Regions from separate parts of the Homo sapiens genome. Here region 2 is linked to region 1. Evidence: read pairs that join two places in POLR2A ChIA-PET (ENCODE). Cell type or tissue: MCF 10A. All regions are shown on one strand. Each heading gives the region's core, and the rest is flanking DNA. Links, peaks and the distances in the headings are about the cores only.

The links. ChIA-PET counts read pairs that join two places held together with the same protein. Peaks named below come from ENCODE experiments on the same cell type or tissue, not always from the same donor. Only the 100,000 strongest peaks of a DNase experiment are listed, where the experiment ranks them.
Region 2: POLR2A ChIA-PET joins it to region 1 with 6 read pairs; 2 of 35 experiments call an interaction of 5 or more read pairs at or near these places.

The regions. Positions count from the first base shown.
Region 1 is chr14:91,157,123-91,159,622 of GRCh38, reverse strand. DGLUCY (D-glutamate cyclase) reads right to left here. Exons shown (of 14, transcript NM_001102368.3): 2 at 1,933-1,984. Among named protein-coding and RNA genes, the nearest start is that of SNORA11B, 32 kb to the right of the region's middle. In MCF 10A, for the core only: no CTCF peak of the experiment used is centred there; a DNase peak (open chromatin) is centred at 1,352.
Region 2 is chr14:91,004,943-91,009,262 of GRCh38, reverse strand. All of the region lies in intron 1 of RPS6KA5 (ribosomal protein S6 kinase A5), which reads left to right. Among named protein-coding and RNA genes, the nearest start is that of RPS6KA5, 54 kb to the left of the region's middle. In MCF 10A, for the core only: no CTCF peak of the experiment used is centred there; no DNase peak of the experiment used is centred there.

The sequences.
Region 1 (2,500 bases), core at 1-2,500:
TGGTGAGTAAATAGATATTGTAGATTTTTAAAAGTAGAATGTGTTTTTTAAATCACAATTAAAAGCTAAAAAATATGATTTTTAAAAAATAGAGGTGGTCTCAAATCTCTAGGAAATTGTGCTCAGAAAGGAATCCTGTAAGTTGACTTCTTTTTTGTTTGTTTGTTTTTCTTGAGGCAGAGTCTCGCCACTCTGTCTCCCAGGCTGGAGTACAGTGGCGCAATCTCAGCTCAGTGCAACTTCCGCCTCCTGGCTTCAAGAGATTCTCATGCCTCAGCCACCTGAATATCTGGGATTACAGGTATGTGCCACGACACCTGGCTTGTTTTTGTATTTTTAGTAGAGGCGAGGTTTCACCTTGTTGACCAGGCTGGTCTCAAACTCTTGGCCTCAAGTGATCAGCCCACCTTGGCTTCTCAAAGTGCTGGGATTACAGGCGTGAGCCACCACACCTGGCCTAAATTGACTTATGCTATTAAAAAAAGAGGTTTTAGCCAGGTGTGGTGGCTCACGCCTGTAATCCCAGCACTTTGAGAGGCTGAGGCAGGAGGATTGCTTGAGGCCAGGAGTTCAAGACATGCCCAGGCAACATGGCAAAAACCCATGTCTACCAAAAAAAAAAAAAAAAAGCCAGGCATGGTATTGCATGCCTGTAGTCCTAGCTACTTGGGAGGTTGAGGTGGAAGGACCACTTGATCCCAGGAGGTCAAGGCTGCGGTGAATCAAGATCACGCCACTGCACTCCAGCCTGGGCAACAGAGTGAGACCTGTCTCAAAAAAAAAAAAAAAAAGATAGGTTTTAGTATGTCAACAAAATCTAGAGCTAGATAACCACATTGTGTTGGTCTCTAAAGCATAGCCAAGGTCCTTTTCATCCAAATATACCCAGTGCCTAGCATAGTGGCACAAAGGTGGGAGTTCAGTAAGTGTTTGTTGGATGACTAGCTGACTGCAGAATGAATGAGAGCAGGATTCAAGGACAGTGCCCATAGTGAGGGTTCTGGACAAGCCTGACTTTCCACAATTCTATCTAAAGAGAAGAACTCAGTGGAATTCCAAACCACCAATTTATGTTTTCAACTCTAATCTCCTAGATAGAAAATAATGTAAACCCCAGGGCCATTTTAACAAAGAATTTGAGATTACATGAAATCTCTAGCAAACAAAACAAAAAGAATATTGCTTTGGAAGGAGGAGAGATGTACTTAGAGCCAACAGTGAGTACTTTAATAGCTGTGGGAACAAAGTGCTGTGGGGACACAGGGGAGAGAACACTTAGTCCCCGCAGGCTAGTGGGAGGGGGTGCTGGGAGGAGTCAGGTGAGGTAGGATTCCATTGCCCAGTGAAGATTCTGAGGCTTAAAGCAGCTGCTTTGGCAGGTCAGGCCTGGGCTTGCCTAACGCCTGGGCCTGGCAAGCCTGACCACCTTAGCCAAGCAACTGAGCTACCAGCCAGGGTCCTGAATGTCTGTGGTTCCCCAGGGTCACTGCACACTGCAGAGAGGACCTAGCACCTCTGCCTGGCACACAGCAAAGGCCAAAGAGAGAAGCTTTCCATAACCTTGTGGGGAATAGCAGCCACTCCTCTGATAACCGTCCTCATTTGCCCAAACCCACTGGAATGGGCCACCCCACAGGTACCTCCACCCACCCTCATTATTACCCTAGAGGGCAGCAGGTGCAAGCTGTGTGCTGTTTTGCAAATACATTTTAGCCAGGAGACCAAAGTCTGAGGGTTATTGCCTTCTCTTTCCTTTATTTATGTACTGTTTTAATGTAAATGTAAGTTGATTTCTAGGTTGCTTTCCTGGCCTGGAGAGAAATGAGTGTTGCCAGAAATCCTGCCCTGTGAAATGCATGCTGGGAGTGTGCCAGGCACCCCAGTGTCACCCACCGTGCATGCTGGGAGGAAAAGAAGGCTGAGAGCCCCTACCTTACAGAGTCGTCCCTTTGAAGGCAGGGTTAAACAGGGTGTAACTTGGCTCCTGCAAAGTCAAAAAAAAAATGCCTTCAATATACACCAATCAGAGAATGCCCACTCACAGTAAATGATAGCAACTACCACCATATATGGTGACCCACAGTGTGCCAGGACCATGCTAGGGCGTTTACGTACATCATCTGTTAGTTTGTCACTATAGTCCCACACACAAAAAAGGCATTGTTAATCCTATTACAGACAGAAACTGAGGTCCAACGAGCTCAAAGAAGTTACCTAATAATAAAGCAGGTCTAAGTTCATGTTTGTTTGATCACTATTTACCTTTCTATATGTATGAATCTATGTATGTATCCATCCATCCATCCATCCACCCATTCATCCATCCATCTATCCACCCACCCATCCATCCATCCACCCATTCATTCATCCATCCATCCATCCATCCATCCACCCATCCATCCATCCACCCATTCATTCATCCATCCATCTATCCACCCATCCATCCATCTATCCATCCACCCATTCATCCATCCATCCATCCATCCATCCATCCATCCAT
Region 2 (4,320 bases), core at 1,022-3,521, 150 kb after region 1:
CTAGCCTCTTTTATAAGAGCACTAATCCCATCCATGAGGGCTCTGCCCTAGTGACCTAATCACTTTCCAGTGGCCCCACCTCTTAATGTCAACACACTGGGGATTAGATTTCAACATACAATTTTGAGGAGAAACATTCACACCATAGCAGGGGCCAATAGGGAAAAAAATGGAACAGAAATTGAGTTAATTTATCTTTGAAAGTGAGGACCCTGTCCTGTGCCTTTTGTAGTTTCAGCACCCAAGACAGGTATTCAATGAATGTTTCTTAAACTGAGCATTACAGTGATTCTTGGGTTCACTCTTTCCTCTAGTTTTTACTCAGACCAGACCCTCATTAGTACACATCTTTTTTACTGCAATACCTCATTGTTTTTTAGCAATCATTTTTCCTTGCTTCTATGCACATTGTACATTACTGCCAGGAGAATTTTTCTAAAACATTACTTTTATGTAGTGAAGAGCCATTATTACTTACGGATTCAATTAAAACTAGTTAGTCTGGCATTCCAGGTTTTGAGCCAGCTAGTTCCATATACCTATTTTATGTTATGTTTTTCTCACATAAATTCATTATAGCTAGTTAGAACAGTCTTTTTATTATTCTCTCGTAGTAACATAGTTATTTCTACTTATACCTTTGCCCCAGCTGTTCTTCCAGTACAGAATTTCCCAGCCATCCTCTCATTTTTTTGCCAGTACAAATCCTGTACTTCTTAGCTAAAGACCTAACACGTAGCCCAGAACGTTGGCCTTTAGTAGGCACTCTTGACTGTTGAGTAAATGGGGACCTGTATTCTCAATGAGCTTTTCTAACCAGCTTCACATGATATTCTCCTTCATGTCCACATACTCCACAGGCCTGTTTATTAACTTACATTTCTCATATCTTATTTCAAGTTTAATAAATGATTAATTCATTGAATAAAATCTGGCATATGAGTGCCTTAGCATATACTGTGAAATGTATTTGAAATGGCTTCAAAAGCATTATTGTTCTCTTTATTTCTACCTTAATTGTAAAAGTGCTTTTAAATTAAGCCTTTAACATAAGTGAATCATTGGATCTAATCAAATGATTTCAGCACATGCTCTGTGCAATTACATTTGTGCAGCTTAGCTGAAACTATGGCAACAGAGTGAAAAATGCATTTTTACCGATCATTTTCCTCCATAGGAGTGGGAAGTTCCAAGTTAAACATCTCACAACTTTAAAAAATTATTATACAAATTATACTTACAATAGCATTGCTTAGAAAGTTAGGAAGCCATTTATCAATCATAGGTTTGTGGCTGAAATCCTGGAAGACCATGCCAAGGGTTAACAATAGTTACCTTTGAGTGTTGGGATTATGGGAGATTTTTAAGGTCTGCTTTAGGCCTATTTTTTCAAAAAACAGTGAACCTGGATAATTTTATGAAGAAAACAACAACAAAGTTATTTAAATCTGAAGGAAAAGACAATTTTCCTTTTATCCTTAAGTTTACTGTTTTTAAAATTACATCAATCACCACCTCATATCTACTAGGATGGCTACTACCAAAAAAAAAAACAAAATAGTAAGTATTGGACAGAATGTGGAGAAATTGGAACCCTCTTGCACTGTTGATGGGAATGTGAAAAGGTACCTGTGAGGGGATTTCACAAAATTCATGGAAAAAATGGTTAAAATTGCTTTGTGAGAGCATTAAAACTATTTACACCTCTTTTTCCCTAAATGATTAAACTTAAGGCATTAATATAAAAAAATTCTAAGAGCTTTTGAGAGGAGCATGGTTTAAGCTGATTCACAACAGAGATAAGCCTGAAGTAGACCTTGAAAAGATTTAAAATATTTATTGATTTAGTCCAAATTTACTAATATTTAACAACTCATGTGGTCATCAGAATTGACACCAGAAACAAATAACTGATATGGTCGTACTCCTGTGTACCAGTTGATTAGCTCTATTCTAAGTTTTTAGTTTGTTGATACTCTTTGTTGTTTTGTATATTTGTCAAAAGTTTTCATAAGGCATTCTTTCTATGGGAAGGAGTTAATATTTTTCTAAGTTAGGATTTAGAGGCTGAAGGTAAGGTTTTGGTGCCACTATGCTGTTATAGTCAGACATCCACAAATGCCCAAACTCTGCTCTCCCAGGCCCCTCTTTTCCCTCAGAGTCATGAGTGATCCATCTGCAAGGCACAAGTAGCTGGTGGGAATCAGAGTAACAAATTTAATAAGAGTTGTGCAAACATCCAACACACCAATGTAAAACTCTTCTGTAGAAGCTGCATTGGTGCAGTAGTTTAGGTTTAAGGCCTAAGTGAGGTGTCCTACTTCCCTTCCAACTACATCTAATTATAATCTTGAGACCAGCATGTTCAGGTGTGTGACTTAGAAGGTTAGAATGGGCCGGGTGCGGTGGCTCATGCCCATAATCCCAGCACTTTGGGAGGCTGAGGCAGGCGGATCACCTGAGGTCAGGAGTTCGAGACCAGCTTGGCCAACATGGTGAAAGCCTGTTTCTACTAAAAAATAAAAAAAAAGGTTAGAATGGAGAAGAAACACCAGGTATCTTAGTTTCAGGTTTCTTTAACAAAGACACCATAAACTATCTGGTTTAAACAACAAACATTTATTTTTCACAGTTCTGAAGGCTGGGAATTCCAAGATTAAGGTGCTGGCAGCTCCAGTGTCTGGTGAGGGCCCACTTCCTGGTTTGCAGATGGCAGTCTTCTTGTGTCCTTGCATAGGGAAAGCAGAGAGAGAGGAAGCATAGTCTGTCCTGTCTCTTCTTGTAGGGCACTGAATCCATCATGAGAGTTTCACCCTAATGACCTGATTACCTCCCAAAGGCCCCATCTCTAAATACCATCACTTTGGAGATTAGGATTTTAACATATGAATTTTGGAGGATACAAACATTCAGATCATAGAACCAGGTCCCAGGAGAACCCCTGAATCTGCTTAGCTAACTACTATGTATGTTGAAGGGAGAAGTGCAAGAGAATGGCCAATCTGTCAGGCCATGGAAGAAATTTGAGGCAAAAAAACCAAAGAGGCCTTGTGGGGAGGCTGATCTTTTAACACAGTGAGTCTACCTATTAATTGTGCCCATCTGGAGTTTTGGACTCTTGAATAAATGAATTAGTCACGTTTCTTACCTTTGGGGAGAACTAGAAAGGGGGTTGGGCAAAGGCATGCCTGGCATAGGAAAAGGAGCAAAAGTCCTTTTTTCCCACAACTAGACTAAAGTACCATCTCCTTTTGAGTGTGAAGAAAGACAGTGTACAATTCTAACAGGTCTGTTTCTGGCACAGTCTGATCTAGGCATGCAGGTAGCTCCACATCATCTGAGCAGCATATTTTGGGCTTTACTAAAGCATGTGAATGACTCACACATACAGATTTCAGCAATTGGTTGATGTTTTATTTCACCTGTAGGGTGAAATAAATGTGTAAATATTATAAGTCTTGTTCTAATACTGTTAATATTATTGTAGAGAAGTTTGAGCTCTTGTTCTTAGGTTAACAATTAAGAGAAATGTGATTTATTTTTAGACTTTCATGCACAAAAGCTTTAATCACAATGACAAAATAATAGCATAGGAATGAAAACTATTTAGACACCTAGACTCACATGCTCAAATATGTGTTTTTTATTGCTTAGGATTCTATATAATATGATATTTACCATTTCTTCTTATGTGTTTTGTCATTAACACAGTGAAAAAAATCTTTATAATGGACAAATACTCCCCCATGCCTAAATATGATACTACTTACTACTGATTTGCTCTCATATGTGTGTTTACTTACTTTGCCAGTAGATGTAATGGAAAAGACTCAGAGTCAGGAACAGGGGCAAAAAACAACAACAACAAAAACATGTGGTTGCTAAGTTCAAGAGCTCTGAGATGGGCCTATATCATATCACCTTTTAAATTTTTATTTTACTCTTTTAGATTAATTTATGATGGCAGTAGTTGAAGTAAAGTAAAGGCTAAGTACAGCCCACACTGTGAAGATTCTGGTGGAAAAATAGTAGACTGTCAGAAACCTGGATGAAACTCAAAGACTGTAGGCCAAGTAAATGAAGTTGAAAGCCAAGAAACTATGTATTGCATGATTTCATTTATATGAAATTCTAGGAAAGCTAAAACTGTAATGACTGGAATTAGATTATTAGTTACCAGGGAAGTGATTGGCTTCAAAAGGACATCCAGAAACTTTTCAGGGTAATGGAACAGAAACTTTTCAGGGTGATGGAACTGTTTTTTTGTTTTTTTGTTTTTTTGTTTTTTTTTTTGAGACGGAGTCTCACTTTGTCGCCCAA